Regions from separate parts of the Homo sapiens genome. Here regions 2, 3 and 4 are each linked to region 1. Evidence: chromatin contacts called from ENCODE Hi-C or POLR2A ChIA-PET data. All regions are on one chromosome and are shown on one strand. The core of a region is the stretch at or near the end of the contact, and the rest is flanking DNA. Distances in the headings are between cores, read along the strand shown.

Region 1 (6,529 bases), core at 2,514-5,013:
CTAGAGAACCTTTGTTAATATTGTGTGATTATGCTCTAAAATTGTGCAAGCGCTTTAAATGGCTAATGTGATACTACTTTAATCATTTATTAATGGTATTTTTAGTGCTAGAAATGCTCCACAATATCAATAACTTTGAAACAGAATTTAGAGGTGATAGTTATTTATACATTGTTTTTATTACTCTTTTGTTATGGGCTGAATTGTGTCAACACTTCCATGTTTATATGTTGATGTTCAAACCCCCAATATCTCAGAATGAGACTGTATTTAGAGATAGGGTCTTTAATGAAATAATTAATTTAAAATTATTAGGATTGGCCCAAATCAAATATGACTAGAGTCTTGATAAGAAAATTAGGACACAGACATGTATAGAGAGAAGACCCTGTAAGAACGCAGAAGGTACTGATCTGCAAGCCAAACAGAGAGGTCTCAGAAGAAACCAGCTGTGCTGATACATTGATCTCAAACTCTTAGCCTCCAGAATTGTGAGAAAATAAATATCTATTGTTTAAGCCACCAAGTCAGTCTGTGGTATTTTGTTATGAAAGCCCTAGCAAACTCATATTCCTTTCGGTATATTTACAAATATAGAAACCATACAATAGTTGTGGATTAATGTACTATATGAGTGCAATCTCCATATTATATATTTATTTTTACAGAAAAACTGAGTCTTGATTTATGAGTTTGTAAATTATTTAAGCTCTTCAGAAGTCCTCGCCTCAAATAAAATGCTACTGTCCTGAATGTTGGCCCTGTTCTCTACTGACTATTAACCCAATTTATTGTGTGTTTTTCCGCATTTGTATCCTTGCTCAGCTGAGCCGAGTTTACTGGAGTGGTTAAGGGTGCAGGCTCTACAGCTGGACTGTGTGGACTCACAGCCCTAGTTCATCACTAACTGTGACTCTAGACAGTTATTTAAAAAACGTTGGCCACATTTTTCTTGGAAATCTATGAAACAGAGATAATAAGAGTGCCAGCAATAGAGGGCTCTGTGAAGATCGAATGAATTGATACAAAGTATGTAGAATAGTACTGGGAACTGAGAAAATGTGTTATGCTGTTGATTATTCCTCTGCTTAAGTTCCATTTATTTCCTTGGATAAAAACAAAAAACTGCCTATCCTTCGAAGCACATGAAAGATACCTCCTCTTTGAAGTTCAGTCACTATACCTCCTGCTTCTTCTCAAGTTGAATAATAAAGAAACTTGTGCAAAGATATTGCAAGAGATGAGCTTTAGTTTCCAAAAATTTGGATTCAAATTTTTTTTTGCATTTATCTATCATGTAATTTATCTATCATGTAATTTTAGACATTTTGCTTAATTTGTTTGAGTTTCCACAGCTAGTATATAACCTGACACAGTGGAGCTCAGTATTTTTCTAACAAATATGTTTTTCCATTTGTAGGCTGGGAAACATAATGTCAGCCTTATAAGATACTGCAGTTTTCTAAAGTGTGGGACAAATTCCTGTGGAGGCACCAAGATAGATACAGACATGGTATCAAGGATACTGTGTTATTCAGATAAAGTTTTTCTTTCAACCCTATTTAAATGCTTCTTGCTAGGTCAAAGAGAAAAATCTCAGTTTGAGGCTAATATTTTTAAATTCTTTTCTAATATCTGCTAATCTCCCTTTTGTAATCCAGACAGACCAAACCTACAATTGAATCACATTTTTTATTCACTACAGTTATATTTACTGTTACTCTTATGACAGCTCATCATGCTTTCTCCATTAATGGTATCTACGTTTTCTTTTAAAAAGAATTCATTTACATATAAAGGTAAGTTAAAGAAAAATATAAAGTACATAATATCGGTATGAGGATTGACAAAGATTCTTGACCAAACTCTAGCCTGACTCTTCTAAGCCCTCTTATCAGCAAAGCCTCAAACTTGCCTATAAAAACTACAGACCCTCAGCACAAATGATTTCATCCACATCCTTCCCCTACCGGTTTGCCCACACATTAAAAGACTTGAACAAACTCATATAGTTTATAACAGCTCAAGGCTGCATCTCTAAGATGAAGCCCCCTTAAATTTCTGTCTGAGAAAGCTCAAGACTGACAAAATAATTTATTTGTTCCAGCCAACATGTGAAAGTAGCACTCATTTCCTAGTGTCTGCGGGAAGGGTAGGAGCCTTATTTCCATAAGCAACAGTTTACAACCCAGATGGATTTCAAATGGACCATTCTTCCGCCATTGTTTTTTGTAAATTTCCGTTTCCCTGACTTTGATCAAGCCCAGTTGTTCTCTTTCCCTACTCCCGCATTCTCCTTTTAAAATACAGTCGCCTCTGGACAAATTGTAGTTTAGTTCATTCTGGATCTTATTCCCGATTGCATTAGTATATCACTATAATAAAAATCTGTCTTCACCACTTTAACTGGTGTCTGCCTTTATCTTTGACAGGATATGGTGAAAATTAATGAGGGTAATTGTGCAAATTATGGAAGTCTGGGCAACATTGAATATAAATTATTGTGTTTACTTCAAGATAGTTGTTAAATTCATTCTCTTACAAGTGTGACAGAATTAGTCGTCTATCAAGTACTGTTTTAATTCATAAAAGTTCCAAGAAAGGGCCAGGCGCGGTGGCTCACGCCTGTAATCGCAACACTTTGGGAGGCCGAGGTGGGCAGATCACGAGGTCAGGAGTTCGAGATCAGCGTGACCAACATGGTGAAACCCCGTCTCTACTAAAAATACAAAAATTAGCCATGATTGCTGGCGCGCGCCTGTAATCCCAGCTACTCAGGAGACTGAGGCAGGAGAATCGCTTGAGCCCAGGAGGCGGAGGTTGCAGTGAGCCGAGATAGCGCTACTGTACTCCAGCCTGGGCGACAGAGCGAGACACCATCTCAGGGGGGAAAAAAAAATCCAAGAAAGAACTGAGTCTGGTACAGAATTCTTGATCCTAAGAAATCCTCCAAATGAAGAAACTTTCAAAGGCTCTGGAAACAATACGAATGATTCTGTCTTCAGTCACAATGATGAACTGAACACAGCTGTCATCTCCCTCCTTCGCACCAAATTCTGGATATTCCAGAAAAGCGCAAGAGAAATAGTGGGAGACAAACACTGGATGCAATCCTCCTATCACCTGTTTTATCCCCCATTCTTACTTCGTCAGAGCTCATTCCATGAAGTGGTAACTTGATGACGATGGAAACATTGGGGGTCCAGCATGGAACTTTTTCCCACCTTTACTTCTTGCCAAAACCTTCCTGGATTCAGTATTGCAATCAATGTTATGGCCCGTTTCCTTTCAGATGCACTTCAAGATTAGCTCTGTCACTGACAACATGGGGAATACATTTCGACCTCCAGATTTTAAAAGTGCCATTATTATTTTGCCATTAGGTAGAAGGCTAAGTCTCAACGTTGTGCTAATAATAGCATCTTTAAGTCCCTGGACTAAGACCTCGGCTCCTGGTTCGGGAATCAGACTGCCTGGGCGGCACTCCAGGCTCCACAGCTCCCCACCTGTGAGCTCCTGGGCAAGTCACTCGGTCCGGATTTCCAGAGGTAGTTTGGGGGAACTGACAGTACACACACCACAGGGCAGTAGTAAGAAAGAGACAATGCAAAGGAATTGGCACAGCACTCAGCAGACAATATAAGCTAATATGTACTCTGTCTACACCCTGCGTTTTAGGGAGTCAATCGAAAGCCTCCACTCACGTGACCACTCCACTACCCGGCGCCAAGACGCGCTGATGTCACGACAGCGTGCGGCGTGCAGACGTCGGCAAGCTGCGCCGCCGCTTCGGGTTGCTTCCGGATCTGGTACTTGGGCAGAGCTCCCCGGGGTTCATTGTCTTCGCTTCACAGGATCTGTTTGAGTCCTGTCCACCGGATCCTACGGGGGGTACCTTCGAAAAAAAACGGGCTATGCTGCTGTTGCGTGTGGGTACCCTCTCCTGACGCCTCCGCCGCCCGGGTCATGTGGACCCTCGTGGGTCGGGGCTGGGGGTGCGCACGCGCTCTCGCGCCACGAGCCACTGGGGCCGCGCTTCTGGTGGCCCCGGGGCCCCGGTCCGCGCCGACCCTTGGGGCTGCTCCAGAGTCCTGGGCTACCGACAGGCTCTACAGCTCCGCAGAATTCAAGGTGACTGCCCCCTGGAATCTGATTTAGCCAAGTTTTCAAACGTTGGAGTGCCCCATGCGATCTTGGACATGTATAGGGCTTTCTGGGACTAGCTCTGAACCCTGCTTGCAACTTGGTACAGGGAGGCAGAGCGGAGAGTGTGAGCACTGCTCAGGTTCCCGACCCTCCACTCCTCACTAGTGTGACCTTGGGCAAGTCACTAACTTTGTAGGTTTTCTCATTTTCAATGTCAAATGTTGATTTGTTTACGCGAGCCACTGGTCGAAGTGCTTTGCGTTTATTCATCTATTTAATTCTAAAAAGCCTACTAAGCAAGTTGCTAGTAAATATTAATATAACGTCCATTTTCCTGCAAATTAAGTAGCTATGTGGCCTGGGCAAGTTACTACATTGTCACTCTCCTACTTCATTTGTTGAATGCAGAACTGATCAAACATCCAGTGGCTAATTTGTGAGATTTGTGTGATGTGAGAAGTGGACTTTTTTAGACTAATACCTAGAATGCAGGAAGTTCTCGGTCTGTCTTTGTAGTTTTATTTCATTCTACCTCAGCCAGAGCAAACCTGTGTAATTTTGACTCTGGTGGGAGAGGGTGGGAGGTTCAACAACTCTGATAATTGTGAATGGATACATTTTAGTCAGAAAAGTGAAGTGACTGAAGGCAAGCTATAAGTAGGCAGAAAGACAAAACCTTAAATTAATCAACTTTGGCCCTAATATGCCTGTGTTTTTAAAAATGGATTTATATTGCAATTCGAAGTATAAAGATGGTGCAATTCTCTATACCTTTTGAACTGAAGGGAAAGAAAATCTACAGGGCAAACATCAGAATTAGTTTTTTTTCGGCAGACTTTCAGCTATAATTGTGCTTTTATTATCTGTCTTTATGGGGCTATTAAAAAACAAAGCTCACGTGAATTTTATATTTCATTGTAATTTCATGGTTTTGCTGATTGTGAAATATGCAGTTGATTGGAAAAAAATAGAGTACAAAAAACTGGTATATTTTGCTTGATAACAATTTCTAGCAATTTGTGATGTGTTTCAGTAAAACGTTAAAGAAGATGTGTACACGAAAAACCAGGAGTTCCATTTTAAAATATTTTTAAGTTTTAAGTGATAAGTCTTTTGTTGGATGTCATCTTTTTTTCTTTCTCACCAGAGAAGCTGCAAAGTAGCAAAATTGTATTTAAAATAAAATTTTGAGGCTCCATTAGAGACACAGATTTTTAAATAAATCTGATTCCTGATTAAATGTGTGATAGGAGCAGAAAATTTATCTTCTTTCAGCTTTTCTGTAGCTCCATTGCCTCAAAAGTTTTACTAGACAAGGTATTCTCAGGCCTTTAGAAGTTCTAGGTGTCTCATGTTCTCCATTCACGATAATAAATTCAGTTCCTGATTGGCCCTAAAAATTGTGTAGAAATGTTAAGGGATTATGATTTAGCTGTATAGTTACCTTTGGCTATTAAACTGATGTTCCTTGTAATATGAACTTAGCCATACATGTCTTTTTCTTAGAATAATAATATAAACAATATAAATGCTAGAAATGATATTGTTCAACGATTAAAAGAATATTCTTTGAATTGGTATACTTGTTTGATAGTATGCCAAATTTATACTCCTAAATGTGGTATTTCCCCTTTCTAGGAAAAACTTGACATGTCTAGGTTTCCTGTTGAAAATATTAGAAATTTCAGTATTGTTGCACACGTGGATCATGGCAAAAGTACTTTAGCTGACAGGCTCCTAGAACTTACAGGTATTTCATTTATGTTACATACTTAACTGATGGCTGCGAGTTATTGGGAATTACTTTTACTCTTAAATTTTAATTTTATAAGTAATATTCTCTTTTTTTTTTAAAGCCCAGAGAAATATCAATAAGTGTTTCTGTTTATAGGGACAATTGATAAAACAAAGAATAATAAGCAGGTTCTTGATAAATTGCAAGTGGAACGAGAAAGAGGAATCACTGTTAAAGCACAGACAGCATCTCTCTTTTACAATTGTGAAGGAAAGCAGTACCTTTTAAATCTCATTGATACACCGGTAAGTTTAATATTAATTTTGCATGTATTGTTAAAGTCAACATTGTGTCAGTAGTGCAAACAGATCCTTGTTTAATTTTTGAACTGAGTATTAAACATCTGCCTTTGCTTTTTGTTTTCTCAGTGTTCTTATGTTAGTGTCAGTTGTTTCAAAAGTGCAGGCTACAAAAAAGAAACGAATATTTAACAGCTTTTATCAAGTAAAGTCAATAAATTTGCCATAATGCTCTTTCCTAAAAAATTAACTCACATTTACAGGTATCAATATTTTTGTTTCTCAGGGCCATGTTGATTTTAGTTATGAAGTATCCAGGTCACTTTCTGCTTGCCAGGGTGTTTTACTT
Region 2 (6,529 bases), core at 1,869-4,368, 4.2 Mb after region 1:
CTTTTTTTTGAGACAGAGTCTCGCTCTGTTGCCAGGCTGGAGTGCAGCGGCCTGATCTCGGCTCACTGCAAGCTCCGCCTCCTGGGTTCATGCCATTCTCCTGCCTCAGCCTCCTGAGTAGCTGGGACTACAGGCACCAGCCACCATGCCCGGCTATTTTTTTGTATTTTTAGTAGAGATGGGATTTCACTATGTTGGCCAGGATGGTCTCGATCTCTTGACCTCGTGATCCACCCGCCTCGGCCTCCCAAAGTGCTGGGATTACAGGCGTGAGCCACCGCGCCCAGCCAAGAAAGAGTTTTGTAAATAAAATTTTAAATTTTAAATTTTAAATTTCAGCTTCTTTTCAAAGCAGCTGAAAACACACTTTCCTTCCCCATCCTATTTTCCCTAAGCCCATCCAACAAAGTGCCAGACTGAAAAAAATAAGATGACTGGTTAAAGTTGAAATTTAATAAAAATCCTATGATATATATTTTTTCAGATGGCAGGTCCTGCAATTAAAAGTATACCTGACCAGGCATGGTGGCTCACGCCTGTAATCCCAGCACTTTGGCAGGCCTAGATAGGAGGATTAATTGAGGCCAGGTGTTTGAGACCAGCTTGGGCAATATAGTGAGACCTCATGTCTAACCACAAAAAAAATTAGCCAGGCATGTGGGCCTGCACCTGTCATCCCAGTTAAGTGAGAAGCTCAAGTAGGAGGATCACTTAATCCAGCAGTTCGAGACTGCAGTGAGCCATGACTGCACCACTGCACTCCAGTCTGGGTGACAGTGTGAGATCGTGTCTCAATCAATGAATCGATCAATAAATATAAAAGTATACCTGCTTGCTTGGTGGTGGAAAATGGGCATCTTTATCTTGGTTTCCACGAGCAGACGCTGAAGCCATGATGACTTTGTGCTTGCTCTCCTTCCAGTTGTTTATCCTCTGCTTACTCCTTGACCCAGTGTCTAAGGAAGGTAGAAGAGAATCACTATGCCATGACTAAATGTTTGCATCAAGCTTAAAAGCATCCTGAGGATCCACTGGAGTTATTTGGAAAATGTGTTTTTCCTTTTGTCATTAGTCCATCTGCAAACTCAACTTCCAGTGCTCCTCTTCCACCAGCACACATACATGCACTCACTAATGGGGACAGATCAGATTTAGAATAGAGTGGAAATACCACACTGTGCACTGAGTGTCGATTATGTGCCAGGCCAGGGGATATGAAGAAGGATAAGACAAGATCACCGCTGTGAAGGAATTCACAGTCCAAAAGGGGAGATAGACAAGTCAACAGTTACACAACATGAAAAGTATGCATGGGATGCTAAGGAAGAAAAGAAAGCAGGGTCCATTCCATCTAGTCATGTCACAAAGGAACTAGGACTCCTAAGCTTTCAGGAGGATCTGTGGAGGGTAGATGGACTCTGGGGCAGGAGGACCAGGTTGGAAGGTGGTACACTAGTCCAGACAAGGAGTTACAGGGACGTGAACAAAGACCCTGGTGGGAATTTAGCATCTTTGATAGAGATGCTAAATTTGGGTTTGGAAATGTTGGATTTGGGTGCCTGTGGGGGCAAACAGTGGAATTAGCCACTGTTAATATTTGACGATTTGGGTCTAGAGTTCCAGAACAGGGGTAGGCTAGAGAGATGAAGTTGGGAGCTGCCATCATAGAGATGAGAGTTAAAGCAGGGAACTTTAATAAATGTGTCTAAAAACAGTACTGGAGAATATGAACACTGAGCCCAAGGGAATATCGAAAAGAGAAGAAAGATTAAAAAAAAAAAAGCAGGCCAAGGAAATGACTGAGAAGGAATAGCTGATACAGAGGGGAGGGAATTTCTGAAGGAGGGAGTGAATCATCAACACCATCACATGGCTTAGAAAAGTGGACCCTGGATTTGGCAATGATGGACATAATCCAGGTGGACTTTGAGCCTCCTCCTGCCCCCAGTGGCCACTGCATTCTGCAGCCCTGAACTCTACCTCTACCTCTGCTTTTCTTCTGCAAAATGAACCTCTTATATACAATTCTGTTTCCTACATCAGTTACTAAACTTTGAGGCATTTGAGCCAAGGGGACCCGTACTCGCACCAAGTTTCATCACAGGTGTCTAATGTGATTACAGGGGCAGCACGGTGCCCTGCACGGGAAAGTACTGGGGTCAGAGAGACCAGAGTTCAAATCGTGACTCTTTACCCCTGCGATCCCTTTGGTGCAAATGACTTAATCCGTCTCTGCCTCAGCTTTCTCCACTGTTAATTGGGCATAATGGACACAACAATGGTGAGGGGCTCTTGCAGGAATGAAGACTAGGATGAGGATGAGGATGAGGGATACGTCCATAAAGCCCCTGCACACCTTCCATTTCCTGAGCACTCCCAGGAAGTCTTTGCTGACCACGCCAAATTAGATTATCTTTGCTTAGCCATTAGGCCGCTGCCCTATATTGGGAGGCAAATATACCTCTCAGCTTCGGTGGCCAGGTCCCCTGGCACCCACTTAGTCCTCAGTCTGCACCTAAAAGCAAGCCTTCCGAGGGTCTTGCCTTGCAGGTGTAGCTCCCACCCCCCACGCTGGGGTGGTCCGGGGACCCTCTGTTTCCTCAGTGGTGGGGAAGGGACCCGTGGGTTCGTGGGTGCTGACCGACGAATGTGCGGAGGAGGGCGCGCCCCAGCATGGGGGGCGGGGGTGCTTCTTAGGATGGCTTGGAGGGGGGCGCCTGCAGGGCTGGACGGCGGACGGGGGACACTGCACTTTCTGATGCGGTCGGGGAAGCCGGGAGTCAGCCTACTGGAGTCCGCTGCCATCCCTGGCCAGAAGCAGCCAGCGCCACCCCAAGCTCCCCAGCCCCTCGCCCGTGCCGGGGCCGCCGGGGTCCGAGTTAGGGGAGAGTGGGGGGCGGCCACCGCTGCACCGCGCGGCCTTCGAAGGACTGCCCTGCGGCGCCGCGTTCCCCCGAGGCCACCCCCTCCCGCCGTCAACACTCCCCGGGGCGGGGGCTCACCTGTGTGGTCTGGGTCGCCTCCGAGGCCGAGTCCCTCGTTGCCAAGCCCAGCAGGCCTCGCTCCCCCGTGACTGCACCGCCGGCCCGCTCCAGCTTCCCGAGTACCCCACCTGTCTCCCCGGCTTCCTTCCGGCCCTTTGTGTTTTCTTCTCTTGCTCCGCCCCCTCGCCTGCCCGCTAAGCACTTAAGCTGGTGAAGTCACCCTACTGCCACCTGGCAGTCACTTTCGCTGTTGGTGGCAACCCAGGCTGGAACCCAGCTCTTGCCGGAACCCCTGCCCCATCCTTGAGGCTTGTCCCGACACCGAGTAGGTTCTAGTTCCTTTGTGCCTTCCAAATGACTCCCTTCCTCCAGCAATCACAGCCGCAACAGCCATGTATTGCGCCCCCGCCCTAGGCCAGGCGTGGGCATCACCTTTGCACTCCTTTCTGCAGCCGTGTGTGGTGCCCACTGTGACCTGCACTTCACAGACGGGTCATCTGAGTTGTGCAGGCCACTAAGGGAGCCTGGAGTCAACCCCAGGCCTGCTTGGCTCCCAGGCCTTCTCTTTCCATTGCTCTTTGTCGGTCCCCTGCTGCCTCCTGTCCCTCCCCAACTCTGACTTGTGGAGGGAAGCCTTTGACATGTGGGGGTACCTTTAATACCGATATCACTTGTTACCGGAGAGGGGTCCCGATCCAGACCCCAAGCGAGGGTTCTTGGACTTCTCGCAAGAAAGAATTCGGGGTGAGTCCGTAGAGTGAGAGCAAGTTTATTAAGGAAGTATAGAAAACAGGCCGGGTGCGGTGGCTCACGCCCATAATCCCAACACTTTGGGAGGCAAAGGCAGGCAGATCACTTGAGCTCAGGAGTTCAGACCAGCCTGGCCAACATGGTGAAACACTCTCTCTACTAAAAATACGAAAAGTTAGCCAGGCATGGTGCTCTATGCCTGTAATCCCAGCTACTCGGGAGGCTGAGGCAGGAGAATCGCTTGAACTCCGGAGGCAGAGGTTGCAGTGAGCCGAGATTGCGCCACTGCACTCCAGCTTGGGCGACAGAGCCAGACTCTGTCTCAAAAAAAAAAAAAACAAAAAAAAAACAAAAAACAAGAAGAACAACAACAAAAAAGAATGGCTACTCCACTGGCAGAGCAGCTGTGTGGGCTGCTTAGCTAATTATACTGGTAGTTATTTCTTGATTCTATGCTAAACAAGGGGTGGATTATTCATGAATTTTCCAGGAAAAGGGTGGGCAATTCCCGGAACTGAGGGTTCCTTCACTTTTTAGACCATATAGGGTAACTTTCTGACGTTGCCATGGCACTTGTAAACTGTCATGGCCCTGGTGGGAGGGTCTTTTATCAGGCTAATGCATTAAAATTAGCATTTAATGAGTAATGAGGACGACCAGAGGTCACTTTCATGACCATCTTGATTTTGGTGGGTCTTGGCTGGCTTCTTTACTGAGTCCTGTTTCATCAGCAAAGTCTTTGTGACCTGTACCTTGTGCCAACCTTCTATCTCATCCTGTGACTAAGAATGCTGAACCACCTGGGAAGGCAGCCCAGTAGGTTTCAGCCTTATTTTACTCAGTCCCTATTCAAGATGGAGTGGCTCTTGTTCAAACACCTCTGGACACAGTTACCCCAGCCATGGCTGACAAAGTTTTCTGGGCTGAGCTGCCAGGACTGACTGAGTGTGTTGACTTGGAGAGAGGCTGTGGATCTCCACTGAAGGCCCTCTTCATTTCTCACCTTTTCCTATTGTGCGAATTGGTCCCTGTACCTGTGGCCGCTTCCTCCTCACGCCTCCCCGATCCACACCTCCAACTTGTTGTTTCTCAGATTCACACAGCTCTTTTCCACTGGAGGCCCTCCCCTGCCTGCAGCCTCTCCCGATTGGTCCTGTCCTGGCTTTTTCCTACTCCTTCTTTTTGACTGTTCCTCAGGAAAATCTTCCTTGACCCCAGCCTAAGGCAGGCCTTTCTTCTTTTTCATAGCACAGGACACTATTGTTTTCCTTCATAGCACTTATCACAACTCATTATGTACTTATTAGTGTGTTCATTTATATAAAGCATATTTTCCCTGCTGCAGAGTAATCTTCATGAGGTTCAGAACAAGATGGTGTCAGTTTTGTTCACCATTGTGTAGCATCTTGGATATAGAAGGGGCTCAATAAATATTTGTTGAATGAATGAATGAATGAATGAATGAATAAGTGAGCCTAGGTTCAATGACTGTCAAGATACTGTTGTTTTGGATGGTTCATTTCCCTAGTAGATCCTCCAGACCACATTCCTCCATGGATTCACTGGTTTTCTCCCCACCAAAGTGTGTCTTATTTCCTTTTCACTCCTTTTTCCACCTCCAAATTAAAGGGAATATAATTCTATTGCTAATTTCACATTGCATTACCAGAAATCAGAAAAAATCAGCTGGTTTGAACAGAACAGGTTTTGTGATTTAAATGAACAACCCTCCATTACACTGAAGTCAGTGTAATGGACACATAACCTAAGTGGCATTTGTCCTTTAACATCTTGCTATGGTATGCAAGATGTTATACCTGTTATGCATATGTGACAGCTGCGCTTCTGGTCTCCCATGACCTTATTATTTTTTTTTCTTTTTAGAGATGGGAGTCTTGTTATGTTGCTCAGGCTGGAGTGCAGTCCAGGCCCCCACCCTCATCTCTACTTTCCACCAAATAGGCCATTGACTACCTTAAATAGCAAGAAGTCATCATATGTAACGTGCATCGGTTATGACCAATTGGTATTTGTTGGGCAAATCTGATGTGTCCATGTATTGTTCTAGCACTTTCAAAGATAATAGAAAAAGACATGAGTCTTTTCCACAAAGGATATATCAATTCCCAAAGAATTATAATAAATATACATTGCCGTAGAAGTCTATGGCCCTCAACAGAGCCTTTCTTAGGCTTTGCTTCTGCATCCTGCAGGGCCTCCGGATCATGACCTGATCCAAAATTGATTATCACTGGCTAATGCTATGAAAAATGTGGTTGATTTAGAAAGTGCCAAACCGTCCATGGCAGGTTTCAGCTTAAACTCTTTCCACAGCCCTACACTGACCTTAGCCAAGATCTGAATTCATTAGCAGGGCCCTGAGTGATTCAGCTCCTGCCTGCCTCTCCAATGCAGCTATCTGAGGCCCTCCCAGGGCCCTCTGGAGTGACTCATGTTCTCTCCTTTCATGCTTTTATGTGCACTGGAGAGCCAGCCTGAATCAGCCTTCCTCTGCTTCTCCACCTCTCTCTTACTCATTCTTGAAGACTGGGCTCTGAGGTCACCTCCTCGTGGATGCCTTGCAGACTCAAGTTTAGTTTCTCACCTTCTGTGCTCCCATCGCACTCTGCAGGGGATACCTGTTATGCATATGTGTCAGCTGCGCTTCTGGTCTCCCATGACCTTATTATTTTTTTTTCTTTTTAGAGATGGGAGTCTTGCTATGTTGCTCAGGCTGGAGTGCAGTGACTATTCACAGGCCCAATAATGGCACACTACAGCCTGGGACTCCTGGG
Region 3 (6,529 bases), core at 1,347-3,846, 4.2 Mb after region 1:
GCAATAAATCTTGCTGCTGCTCACTCTTTGGGTCTGCACCACCTTTATGAGCTGTAACACTCACTGTGAAGGTCTGCAACTTCACTCCTGAGGCCAGTGAGACCATGAACCCACCTGGAGGGATTAACAACTCCAGACGGGAGGAATGAACAACTCCAGATGCACCGCCTTAAGAGCTGTAACACTCACTGCGAAGGTCTGCAGCTTCACTCCTGAAGCCAGCAAGACCACGAACCCACCAGAAGGAATAAACTCCGAGCATGTCCGAACATCAGAAGGAACAAAGTCTGGACACACCATCTTTAAGAACTGTAACGCTCACCGTGAGGGTCCGCAGCTTCATTCTTGAAGTCAGTGAGACCAAGAACCCACCAATTTAGGACACACTATGTGTTAGGCCTGGCTCAGTAAGTATAAAGAATATGATAAAACTGGATTCTGGAATCTTACAATCTAGTCAGGAAGCAAAGAAAAAGACTTTGCTTTAAAGTTGGTGCAGTGGCTCATGCCTATAACCCCAGCACTTCGGGAGGCCAAAGTGGGCAGATCACTTGAGGCCAGGAATTGGAGACCAGGCTGGTAAAGTAGTGAAACTCTGTCTCTTCTACAAATAAAAAAATTAGCTGGGCGTGGTGGTGCACACCTGTGGTCCCAGCTACTCAGGAGGCTGAGGCACAAGAATTGCTTGAATCTGGGAGGCGAAGGTTGCAGTGAGCCGAGATGGCACCACTGTACTACGGTCTAGACAATAGAGCAAGGCCCTGTCCTAAAAAAAAAAACAACAAAAAACTTTGCTTTAACATAAAGCTCACCACCTAGAATGTCTTCTAATTTTTTTATTTTTGTTTCTTCTAGAATGTCTTTTAATTTTCTTATTTTTGTTTTTTCTCCTATAAAAATGCATTCAACAAATTCATTTAAGAAATATTTGTTGGCTTCATATGATCATGTGCCAATCACTGATGCTAGGCAAATACGGCTCCTACTGTCATAGACCTTTTTAGTGAAGAGAGACAATACACAAACAAATCATTGTTTTAGACCATAACAAATACTATGAAAACAATAAGCAAGGTAACATGGAGAGTGACTGGGGTGCCATGTTAATTGGGTGGTCAAGGAATGCCTCTCTGATGTGGTGACATCAACTGAAGTCTCAGACAAAAAGCCACGTTGAACATCTGGAAGAACAGTGGTCTAGAAGAGGGAACAGCAATTGCACAAGCCCTGGGCCCAGAAGTAAATTAGCTTGTCCCAGGAACAAAATGAGTATTAGTTACTAATACTGATTATCTCAGGGATTTATTTGGTTCTATAAAGACTTACAAGCCAACATCTCTGTCCTAAAGGAGCTCTGTAACAGAGACAGACGTAAGTAAAAAAGATCACTATTCAGTGCAAAAGTACATTGCAGTGACAGCAGTATGGACAAGCTAAGGACTAAGAAGGAAGAGTGATTACTTCTCTGGGGTGTATTTCAGGGAAGGCATCACAAAGGTGGTGATGTAAAAGCAGAATTTTGAAATATCGTTAGAATTGACAAAGCAGGGAGTAGAGTTGTACTGGGGAAACAGTGCACAGAGAACACTGAGGGCAAAGACCTCCAGGCTGTTTCTTGTTAGTGAACCCTGAAATAGAAGAAAGTGACGCTCAAAAGGCACAGGCACCACCAGGCCATGATGGGCCTTATATTCGGTGCATGACTGGAGCTATCAAAAGACTCCAAGGAAGGAAACACAGCGTTGGATTCGTTTCACGTGACTGTCTCCCTTAAGTATGTCTTCGGGAGAATAAATGTTAAATGATAAAGTGGCAAAGGGGCTCAGAAAGAGATGAGAAACCTGAGAGGCTTTGAGGGGTTGACAAATAGTAGGACTGGATTTGCCCACTGTTTAGTCACTAATAACTTGCAGTACATGGCACTAATAAATACTTCAGGAAGGAATGTATGAAAATGAGTAAAATGCTGATTGGCTGGGTGTGGCAGCACCATGTCTGATGTGTAGAAGTCGTGAGCCCCCTCATTAATAGACAGTGATGTGTTGTTTTAATTCTAACAACCCTATATGTAATTCCACTTTTCAGGTGAGAAAAACCGTAGCCTCAGAGAGATCACGGTACCCTGCCAGAGGTTGTAGAACTTGTTGGAAACTTGGATCAAGAGGGTGTGACAAATAACCAGGTATGCATGCTTAAAAATTACTTTCTACTACTTAGCCTACAGGCTCAAAGAATGAAATTATCTCATAAAAGAGATAATTTATAAAGTCGCTCTCAAAAGAGGGACAACAGAGGGTTCCGGAACGTTCCCGCCAGCCGCCACGAGAAGACCAGAGAGGTGCATCACAACAGCCCAAAGTCAAGCCTACTCCCAACCCCCTTCCCCGCCATCCAGGGAAGGGGCGGGGCAGGGTTCTTGGTCCGCCGCTGTCGCCTGCGCAGTCGCAGTGCGGCTCGTGGCCGCAGCTGCCTGAAAGGGCAAAGGGACGAGTATACGCATGCGTCTATTCCTAGGCTGCTGGCTCTCAGACCCGCAGTGAGGTCTGACGTCATTTCCTGCCGTAAGTATACAGTGCCTCCGGGTCGCGGTCATTTTGAGCCCCTGTCTGGATGACTTCTTGCGGCTGTTCTACCCCTCCCCCTCCCCGCGGTACCTTGCACTTTTCTCCCTCCCTGCCCCCTCTCGAGTCCACCCTCCGGGCCTTCTGCCCCTGATCGCTTGGTTTTCCTTGCAGTCGCCTGCTGCTGTCGTCGGGAGGTGGGTGAGGTGACGCAAACAGCCCCGTTGTTGCCCTCCGCGTATCCCCTCACCACCTTTGCGGCCATCCACGACTTTCGCACCTTCCGCCATTTTCCTGCCTGTGAGGGTGGACAGATCGCGCTCGGGTCTCGGCCTCCTGAGTGCCGGTGACTGCGGGAGGCGACGGAGTGCTTCTGGGGGTGTGAGCTGGGGAAGTTCGTGGTCACGGATGCGTGTGGGGTTGCTGCTCAGTCTGTAACGGCAGGTGGGAGACGGACACTGGGTGGAGGATGGAGTGCGGTAATCAGCGGTTGTAGGCCGCTTAGGCTTTAATCCAGCGTTGTTTTGTGTAAAGAACTTAAAATGGTATTGTCTTAAGCGCCGTGTCAGCCCTGACAGTCTTCCTGGTGTTTCTAGGAAGGATGCCGTTATGGGAAATAAGAGGGTTTCATTTTTTCTCATACGGTTGTAGGGTAAAGGTAGTTTATTCAGCAGGCTCCATCCATCCATGAATTCAGCTGACCTTTTTTATTTCTTTTCTCTAATTAAGGGGTTGGCATGTAGTAGGCCTTCATGGCTTATTGACTGAATGAATTATGGAAGGGCTCAGTTGCTGTCCTCATTGTGTATGCCATTTCCTGTTTCCATGCAAATTGTTTTTAAAATGAGAATAATCATGATCCCACGTAAACGTTCTGTAAAATACGGTTACTTGATCTGTTGGTCTGAGTCCCAATATATGAGTTTTTAAAAAAAGAACCAAATAAAAAATGTATATTCTTGGAATTTTATGCATTTTTTTCTTATATTCTTGGGGTGGAAGGAAATTTGGAGATACAGAATTTGCTGTTAGTTTTACCTCACAGGGAGAAGGATATGTCGTCTTTGTTATTCCATAATTTTGGAGTGCTCCTTTGTGGGAGAGGTTGAATGTTTCTGATGATTATTTCATTTTTTAATATGGAAGCTCAGAAATGACTTGAAATTTTTTTTCTCTTCTATTTTGGGGAATTATCCTAATCATTGGGCATAGATTCGAGAAACGACCAAAACATAGGATGTGAAAGAACCCACTTCCAGGAGGAAAAAATATGTCTGTTATTTTATTGATATCTTGATAGTAAAAAAAATTATAAACTTATAAAACGCATATGCTTTTTCAATTAAGGGACTTAACCTGAATAGTGAGTTCCAAATTAATCAGTAGGTCTGTTACTTTTTCATCTAGCTATTTACATGTGGAGTACGTAAGATATAGTAGTGTTTAATAAATATTTGTTGATTGATTGCTGTGTAGACTAGTAGTTTTACTATATCATACGTCTTGATTTACTTTGACCTATCTAGTGATAGTTTCTAATACTTAATATGTAATGTTTTTGATACAGGAAAGATGAATGGGAGGGCTGATTTTCGAGAGCCGAATGCAGAGGTTCCAAGACCAATTCCCCGTAACTATCTATTAAGTATTTATAATTAGAAGCACTTCCTATGTAAAGGAATTTTCACTGCCTTGAGTAACAGTGGCAGGTGGGCTGGCTTCATGGGCATGTGCAGACAGCGCCCCATACTTGGTTTCATGTTCTAGTCTTGTTATCTTGAAATTCATAATCATTTGGATAAGGAGTCCCACGTTTTTATTTTGCACTGGGCCCAGCACATTAGGTAGCCAGTCCTGACTAGCAGATAGTAGCATTAATTCTATTTGAAGTCAAAGTTTGTTGAAAGTGTATAAGTGGCCTGGCTCGGTGGCTCATGCCTGTAATCCCAGCACTTTGGGAGGCTGAGATGGGTGGAACACCTGAGGTCAGGAGTTCGAGACTAGCCTGGCTAACATGGTGAAACCCCGTATCTACTAAAATACAAAAAATTAGCCTGGCGTGGTGATGGGTGCCTGTAATCCCAGCTACTCGGAAGGCTGAGGCAGGAGAATCGCTTGAACCCCGGGAGGTGGAGGTTGCAGTGAGCCGAGATCGCGCCATTGCACTCCAGCCTGGGCAACAAGAGTGAAACACTGTCTCAAAAAACAAAAAAAGTGCATAAGCCAGTTGTTTTATTATTTGAGTTTAAAAAATGGGTGCCTCTTGTTAATGTTTAGGCTAAGATAATTTTTCAGACCTAGTTTTATTATGGATAATTTAATGTTTTCTGATTTTCCCTGGTAAAAAGACATAGGGCCTGATTACATTCCAACAGAGGAAGAAAGGAGAGTCTTCGCAGAATGCAATGATGAAAGCTTCTGGTTCAGATGTGAGTTCAATTTTCTAATTAATATAATTTGATCCAAAATTTGTACCTGAAATTTTGACTTGAATTTGAACCTGAAATTATAATAACTCCGTATAGAACAAATTGGCAAACTTTTTGCATAGTGTGGTTGTTGTTAAAAGAGATTAAGGAGATAAAGGAATTGCACACATTTTAAAGTAATTATTTCCAGATTTTTAACAAAACCATGAGGTAATTTTGTTGATAATAGTAATAGTTAGCATTTACTGTGTGTACATAGATTATATAAAAACAACCCAATAAGGTTGATAACTATTATTACCCTCACTTTACAGGTGAAGGAATTGAGGTTTAGAGATGTTAAATGGCAACACTTAGTGTTACACAGGTGATAAATTACGATGTTTGGAGTTGAAAACAGGTCTGTCTGAAACAGATTTTACTCTTAATGCTTTTAACCATTATATAATAGCAGATTAGTTCCCATTTTATCATTGTGAAATGTTGTTATACTACCAGCTCTTGATTTCTGATTAAAGAAATATATATATATTTGTGTATATATATATATCAAGATTGTATTTTTTAAATACAGAGATTGTTGGAAGCAGTATACAAAATATACTCTCACTATTTAACAAAGAATTGGTATTGCTTTACTTGGAAACTGTAGTCCTTTCAGGTAAAAAGGAGGATGAATTTTTTTTTGTTTTTGTTTTTGTTTTTTTGAGATGGAGCTTCGCTCTTGTTGCCCAGGCTGGAGTACAATGGTGTGATCTCAGCTCACTGCAACTTCTGCCTCCTGGGTTCAAGCGATTCTCCTGCCTCAGCCTCCTGAGTAGCTGGGATTACAGGCATGTGCAACCATGCCCAGCAAATTTTTCTATTTCTAGTAGAAGCGGGATTTCACCATGTTGGCCAGGCTGGTCTTGAACTCCTGACCTTAGGTGATCTGCCTTGGCCTCCCAAAGTGCTGGGATTATAGGCGTGAGCCACCATGCCTGGCAAATTTTTTTTTAAAAAAGGCAACTTGGCACGGTGCCTCATGGCTATAATTGCAGCACTTTGGGAGGCTGAGGCAGGAGGATTGCTTGAGCCCAGAAGTTCAAGACCAGCGTGGGCAACATAGAGGGGCCTTGTCTCTACCAAAAATGAAAGAAATTAGCTGGGTGTGGTGATACGTAGCTGTAATCGCAACCATTTGGGAGGCTGAGGCTGAGGTAGGAGGATCCCTTGAGCTGGGTACATAGAGGCTGCTGCAGTGAGCTATGATCACATCACTGCATTCCAGCCTGGGTGACAGAGCCAGACCCTGTCTCAAAGAAAAGAAAAAAAGGGCAACTTAAGCCATTAAGGAGGATGTATGTTTTCATCAGTCAGCCTGATATGTATGCTTAAAATGTGCAAGGTACCTGTTGGGAAGATAAGTTTTATGAAAGACAGACTTTGTCCTGAATTAATTTTCTTTTTTGTTTGTTTGTTTTTGTTTTTGAGACGGAGTCTCACTCTCTTCCCCAGGCTGGAGTGCAGTGGTGTGATCTCTGCTCACGTCAACATCCT
Region 4 (6,529 bases), core at 2,380-4,879, 4.1 Mb after region 1:
AGAACAGAGGAAGAGCTTGCAGACAAGGTGACATCTGAGCAGGGCCAGATGGATGATCCCTGTCACTATGTAACAATAGTTGAAATTCAGAGCACATACTCTGTCTCCCCAAAATATTTTATACATAAAAATAGCTCGAGTAGACAACATATACCTAGTCTACCCCCAAAACTACTTTATTAAAAAATGTATTTAAAAATATATTTTCTAAAATCTGCTAAAGCCATGAAAACTTGTCCACTTCAATCATTTCAATTACATGAATCCTGTGTCACTGTTACTTTGTACTTGTTACTGCACTGACATACCCACTGTCCTTTTCCTAAGAATCGTAATTTTGCATCTTCTCATTAAACTGTATACATCTGATTTGCTGGCTCTGGGTCTAATTTAAAAAAAAAACAAAAACTATTTAGAGCAAGACTGTCATCCAGTTCTACTTTATCTCCATAAATACTCTGTCATCGGTTTCTACTTTACATAATACCCTTTAAATAAAAGTATACTCAACAGATCTTATTGACACATAAAACCTAGTCCTGAATAATTGTGAATAATTGTGACAATGTGTTCACCATCACAAAAGATGTCTGTGGAACAGATATTATAAACAAATCACAATTTTGTACACAGAACAAAGAACCTCTAGATTGACATATCTTCCCCCAACAGTAAGCCAATTGCTGGCCTTTAGTATAAAATGTTCAGAAAGGTGTTTATTTAAAAAATTAAATAACTCAAGCGGCCTTTACAGGACATTATCTTTTTCTGTCACAAAGACCTAAAATAAGACATTTATTGGGTACTAAAAAGGTCCGAGGTGATACAGTGAATCTGCACAGAAATGGAGGATAATTCTGGCTCCCAAGGATCTCAAGAAACAGTTCATAACTCAAGAAATGTGTGCATATAAAACAATGTGTTTAAAACAATGTAGAAAGCACAAAAGAGGAAAAAGTCTTTTTCAGGAAATACAGTCTAGATATTTCAAAGATAATTATTTCTGAATGTTTTATTCATATGTTCTCTTCTAAAAGTTGAGAAATTCTTTTATTGTTTAAATAAATTGGTAAGTAAACAAAGACAGACATTTAAAAACTTGGTTTAACCGTCTCCTTTTATTATGAGATGGGAAGGAAGATTATGCCTAGCTGCTTGCCTGACATCCTTATCACAGAAATGGATCAAAGAAAAAAACAAAAAAGAAGAAATATTAGGTGAAACAATGCCAGATACCATCAAGATTACTACAAACGGCCAAGCACGGTGGCTCAGTCTGTAATCCCAGCACTTTGAGAGGCCAAAGCAGAAGGATCGCTTGAGGCCAGGAGTTGGAGACCAGCCGTCTATACGAAAAATTAAAAAGTGAGACCACCATCTCTACAAAAAATAAAAATTTTAGCTAGGCGCAGTCGTGCCCACCTGTAGTCCCGGCTACTACGGAGCCTGGGGTGGGAGGATCACTTGAACCCAAAGAATTTGTTTTTGTGTGTCTTTATTTCCTAAATTCTGTGAGAAGAATAGATTTTTATTTCAAACATTATCTGATATTGGCTTCCAATTTCCCAAGTAGTTTCTCTATTGTTACTGCTGAGCCTGTGAATTTACAATGTTCCACACCACTCCGAAGTTACTAGACAATAAATTAATCGATGAACGCTTTAAAAAGTTGGACTGCTTTAATAAAAAAAAAAAAAACTGGGTCACATGTTCCAACAGAATTCCCTCTTTTAGAGAACTAATTTTACAAAATAATTCAGAGTGGAAGACAAGACACGATGGAATGCTATTTTTGATAATGAGTAGCAGAAAAAAGACCAGAGAATAACACACCCACTGCTACTTTGTTTATACGGTTGTAACTTGCACATGCAAGTACTCTACATAAAGTATTGCACAAGAAGAAACTGTCAAAAATGAATGCTTATGAAAACATTCTTCACTAAGGCCTCTAACAAGGAATGTGCTATCTCTGATTTCCTCGGCAAGTATTGACAGATTAAGCAGAGTGATAATGCTCAAGATGAAAAGACGTCTTATACTAGTTTTTATCAATAGTAAAAGCTGTTGGTACTAATTATAATGGCTGTAAATTCAGTAGCAGAATCAACTTTACAGACGATATCTCCTAGGCAGCACAGCATTTTATAAAACCAACTTTACTTCCATCAAAACCCTTTTTCCCCCCCAATCCGACAGACCCTGGCAACCTGTCTTGCTGTGTCTTTTTTCCCCTACCCTTCCAAAAGAACCCCAGCCAGTGAATCGAAGTAATATTTTCCGCAGTTCAAAGGTAAGGGCAAACTCAGCTCTACTAAGAACTCTTGCTCCTCACCAGCACACACCCTAACCCCCACCCCCTTTTTTTTCTTTTCAAATCTTGGCCTAGGAAAGATTAATGCTCCCATATCATTGCAAATCCACAAAAATGCGATTTTAGGTGGCGAGGAACTAAACTAGGATGGCAGGAAAGACCGGCAGCAATAAATCATTTCGCCCTAGAAACCAGCCTCTCCAGAACGCAGGAAACCAGGCTGTGCCCAAAGAACCTGCCGCCCGGAAGCAACAACTTCCATCAAACGGCAAATAAAAGTTGCAAAGAAGAGCTCAGCGCCCAGGCACCCTGCCCGGTGCCGAGGCTGAGAGCAGCAGGCAATCTACAGGCCGAGTCAGCTCGCGGGCGGTGGCCGCGGTGTCCGCAGGGCTGGCTCCGGCTCCGGAAGACTCCGGGTCCCGGGGTACGCCAACGGCCCGGGGCTGCGCGGGCACAGCGCCCGCACCCCTCCCCAGGACCGCGAGCAGTGGGCGGAGAGACCAGAGCAAGGGAAAAGGCGGACAATGCCCGGCTGGGCTGGCGCGCTCCGCCGGTCCCCGCCAGCCCTGCCCGCCGGGGCCCGCCAGCCGCCGCGCTAAGTTTGCTCCTCAGCCCTCCCTTCCCAGCCGAGGCGGCGGAGCCGTGGTCGCCGGTCTTCCTCCACCTCTGCCACCGCCTTCCTTCCCGCGGGGCGGCTCCCGCGAGTCGGTGGCGAGGCGGCGCGCGACCAGAGCAGGACGCGCGAGAAGGCGGCGCGCGAGGGGTACCCGGGCGCGCGCGAGAAGAGCCAGGCACTGGAGGGGAAGGGGACGTGCGGGAGAGACGGGCGCGCGGCGCTGCCGGCGGAACCGCCGGAGCTCGGGCGGGCTTTCGGTTGAGGCTGGGGTTGCGCCGCGGTTTGGTGTCCGTTACGAGCGCCGGCCCGGGCCGCGCCGCGCCGCTTGCCAGCCATCCTGGACCGCCTTCCCTCGGCGCCCACCAGGAAGGACAGCTGGCGAGGGCCGACGACCTCGTCTCCCGCCCAGGCTGGGCTGCCGGCGGCGGGCATCCCGGCGCCTGCCCCGGGGCTGGAAGAGAAAGTAAAATGAAGCGCCTTTCCCCAGTCAACACCTACCCGTTCCCAGTCCTAGTACAGCTGCCTCGCTCCTCCAGCGCCGCCGGTCCCCGCCCTCGGGCCCCTGGCTCCGTTCTCTTGACAATGGCGCGTCCCCTTTAAGGAATAATCCGATCGGAACCGATCTGTGGTTAAACCTCCCTCCGACTCTGATTTTAACCGGATTTCTCTCTCGCTCTCTCCCAGAGCCCGACGGGCGCCCGGCTGTGCTGCGAGGTCTTCCCACCCCTTCCCTACCCCGCCCGCCCCCTGGCCTTCCTGATTGGCGAGAAACACTACAACAGGAACAGCAGTCCTCGCCCTCCACTGGCCTGGCCAGCCGCCGCTCAAAGTTGCTCCTACCTTCTCCCCGCCCCTTTTCCCGGGTTGGTCTTCCCTCTAATCATTCTCTGCCCTCGCCTCTAACGTTGCTTTGGAGCCCTGGCAGTCAAGGCTCACCCTCCCGCCTCCGGAAAGCGAACTTTATTTTTATTGGTGAAAGGACATCTTCCTGTACACTTGATTGGGCAAGGAAAGAGCTAGTCTGCACGCTCCCTACCATTATTACTCTCTCTTTACGGGCTTGAGAAACACAGCCGCAAAGTCCTCTCCGCTTTGCCTTCTAGGAGCGACTTTACCTTTAAATGTTGTTAGGGGTCGAGGACAAACTCATATCCTATATTGAGGAAAGCTGGAAAGGGACAAGAGAAAAATTCAAAATTTTCTCCCGATCAGTAATGTATCCAGAGCTGGCGCCCGGATCCTGCGGAACCTTATCCAATGATCCAGAGAATGGAATGGTTAGAATTGAGTTAGAATACCTGAAAGTCCAGTGCTAATTCCTCCTGAGATTTACTCAACAAGTTTCATCCACTGTCCGCCCTACTCATACCATTGATTGCACTGGCATTTTGCCACCCGGAAGAGCTTTAATCAAGTTATCTGCAAACCTGGAGGTTTCCTTGCTTGTCTCGCAATTGTTCATTTAGAAAATCATTTCCATTACAAGTTCCGTTTAAGTCACGTCCTCTGTGACGTTCCCGCGTTTCCACGAGACCTGTTACTTTTTTGAAAAAATTAAGTAGATGGTACCCTTATGCCATCCTCAAAGTGTAGGACTTCGTTCCCCCTTGCTAGAACTGTAGGAAAAACACCCCAGGTCACTTGAACAACTGAGATGCCTCTCAGGAGAAAACGAGTCTGTCTAAGGGAAAGAGGGAATCTGATACCAGAAGCTTGACCATGGAGCAGAACCTCACGCATTGAAAAGAGAAGAAATTATGGGGAAGCCTAGTGCGGGGTCTGCTTTAGAGTTTCCCCAGTTTCCCACTGGAGCTGTAAGAACTAAAAGGTTTATTTCCACTAAAATTGAGTACAGGTACAGCTTCGGTACCCATCTAAGAATGTTAGGGGAAAATGGTTATGTGTTCTCTCCCTCTTTGCCGATGAACCTTGAAGACTGTGTACCCCGGGGGCTTTAGTACATTTGCAGTGATACCCCAGTATAATCTAATGGTGCCAAGGAAGTGTCAGTGCTCAGCAGTACCCTAGAAAAGGGGCTTGATGATGACAGAGAAGGGTAAGTAAACATCAGTAGTTGGTAGTTCATAGGACTTTTCCCCAAATACAGGTGAAAAATTTCATGAGGATTCCCGAAAATATGAAAGAGCAGGAAACAAAAGGGAACGTTGCAGGAAGGTGGTTTAGGTATCACTAGTGGGGGCAAGAGACGATGAACTATCTGGGTTGCATTTATATGGCCTTCACAGATACACACATCCTCCCTATTAAGTCCCTATAACTAAATCCCTATGCTTAGCCTATTCTGATTTTACTGTATAATAAAACTGCAGCCAAGCTAAACTAATACTTCTGGTTTACTCACTTACCACTCTCAAACTCTGAGACTGCTTCTGGGTTCTAATATTCTACATTAGAATATAAGAAGAAGAAGATACTATGTACTGATATCTAGTATGATCTTCTGGAGATAAAGATATCCAGTGTTTCAGGCATGTACACACCTGCAGCTTTTGTTCAAGGTCTAAGTGATGTTTTCAGGTTCTTTCTAAAACACCTGCCCTATGATATCCAGCTTGTTACTGCCCTCTTTTGCTGCACTAGCAGACTGGGCATATAAACTAGAGAAGGCAGTCTACAGTAACCTCTAGATTCTCTTACTTGCATTGAACCAACTATGCTGAGATTATCACCTTTCAAGTATAATTTGTGTTATTCTTTTCTCTAAATATTTCATATTTGCCCACAATAGGATCATTTATCACTTTTTAGCCCACACATGCAACTTCCTGGTACTAATACTCCTACTGGCATTTCACAGCAAAGAAGAATTTTAAAAATCTACAAACCTGGAGCTTACAACGTAGAGGTTATTCTTAAGAATGTTCAGTGTTGATGAACACAGCCCCAGTTCTAACCCTGGAGAATTTTACAAGTTGTACTTTCTCATTCAGAGAGACTTTATCTCTCTACCTTAGTTTCTCATTCTAAGCCCAATCCCCACTCTTTAAAAAAAGAATATTTCTCGGCTGGGTGCAGTGGCTCACGCCTGTAATCCCAGCACTTTGGGAGGCCAAGGCAGGTGGATGACTTGAGGCCAGGAGTTCAAGACCAGCCTGGGCAACATGGCGAAACCCCATCTCTGCAAAAAATACAAAAATTAGCTGGTGGGAATGGTCACAGGCCTGTGATCCCAGCTACTGGGGAGGCTGAGGCAGGAGAATCACTTGAACCCGAAAGGCGAAGGTTGCAGTGAGCCAAGATTGCACCACTGTACTCCAGCCTGGGCGACAGAGTCTCACTCTGTCACACACACACACACACACACACACACACACACACACACCCTTCTCCAATGTGCTAATGTAAATAAAGCTTTTTAAATTATTGTATATAGATGTTTGTTAAAGTCTTTTAAATGGTGAAATACCTCCAGGCACCATGGCTCACACCGTGCCAGTAATCTCAGCACTTTGTGAGGCCGAGGCAGGCAGATCACCTCAGGTCAGGAGTTCAAGACCAGCCTGGCCAACATGGTGAAACCTCGTCTTTACTAAAAATACAAAAATTAGCCGGGCGTGGTGGCGCATGCCTGTAATTCC

Evidence for each region. Hi-C counts contacts between places; a loop is a spot of excess contacts on that map. ChIA-PET counts read pairs that join two places held with the same protein, here RNA polymerase II (POLR2A). Pooled maps may share reads with other maps.
Region 2: a loop to region 1 is called in a map of naive thymus-derived CD4-positive, alpha-beta T cell, with 18 times the contacts of the local background. The contact joins the promoter of OCIAD2 here to the promoter of GUF1 in region 1. A Hi-C loop is called at or near these places in 1 of 168 maps with a recorded cell type or tissue (naive thymus-derived CD4-positive, alpha-beta T cell) and 5 of 50 pooled maps. POLR2A ChIA-PET finds 5 or more read pairs at or near these places in 1 of 52 experiments (CD4-positive, alpha-beta T cell).
Region 3: a loop to region 1 is called in a pooled map, with 26 times the contacts of the local background. The contact joins the promoter of OCIAD1 here to the promoter of GUF1 in region 1. A Hi-C loop is called at or near these places in 7 of 50 pooled maps.
Region 4: a pooled map shows a loop between it and region 1 (18-fold over the local background). The contact joins the promoter of FRYL here to the promoter of GUF1 in region 1. A Hi-C loop is called at or near these places in 7 of 50 pooled maps.

The regions. Positions count from the first base shown.
Region 1 is chr4:44,674,657-44,681,185 of GRCh38, forward strand. It overlaps GUF1 (GTP binding elongation factor GUF1), which reads left to right and starts at 3,764. Exons shown (of 17, transcript NM_021927.3): 1 at 3,764-4,131; 2 at 5,785-5,896; 3 at 6,038-6,186; 4 at 6,467-6,529. The coding sequence starts at 3,967. RefSeq lists an enhancer at 2,983-3,871 and a silencer at 3,943-4,102.
Region 2 is chr4:48,903,656-48,910,184 of GRCh38, forward strand. It overlaps OCIAD2 (OCIA domain containing 2), which reads right to left and starts at 3,119. Exons shown (of 7, transcript NM_001014446.3): 1 at 3,003-3,119; 2 at 829-956. The coding sequence starts at 894. RefSeq lists a silencer at 2,797-3,056 and an enhancer at 3,347-3,426.
Region 3 is chr4:48,828,492-48,835,020 of GRCh38, forward strand. It overlaps OCIAD1 (OCIA domain containing 1), which reads left to right and starts at 2,597. Exons shown (of 9, transcript NM_017830.4): 1 at 2,597-2,758; 2 at 4,129-4,191; 3 at 4,910-4,990. The coding sequence starts at 4,134. RefSeq lists enhancers at 2,165-2,544, 2,387-2,950, 2,951-3,513.
Region 4 is chr4:48,776,650-48,783,178 of GRCh38, forward strand. It overlaps FRYL (FRY like transcription coactivator), which reads right to left and starts at 3,630. Exons shown (of 64, transcript NM_015030.2): 1 at 3,429-3,630. RefSeq lists silencers at 2,596-3,475, 3,566-3,675.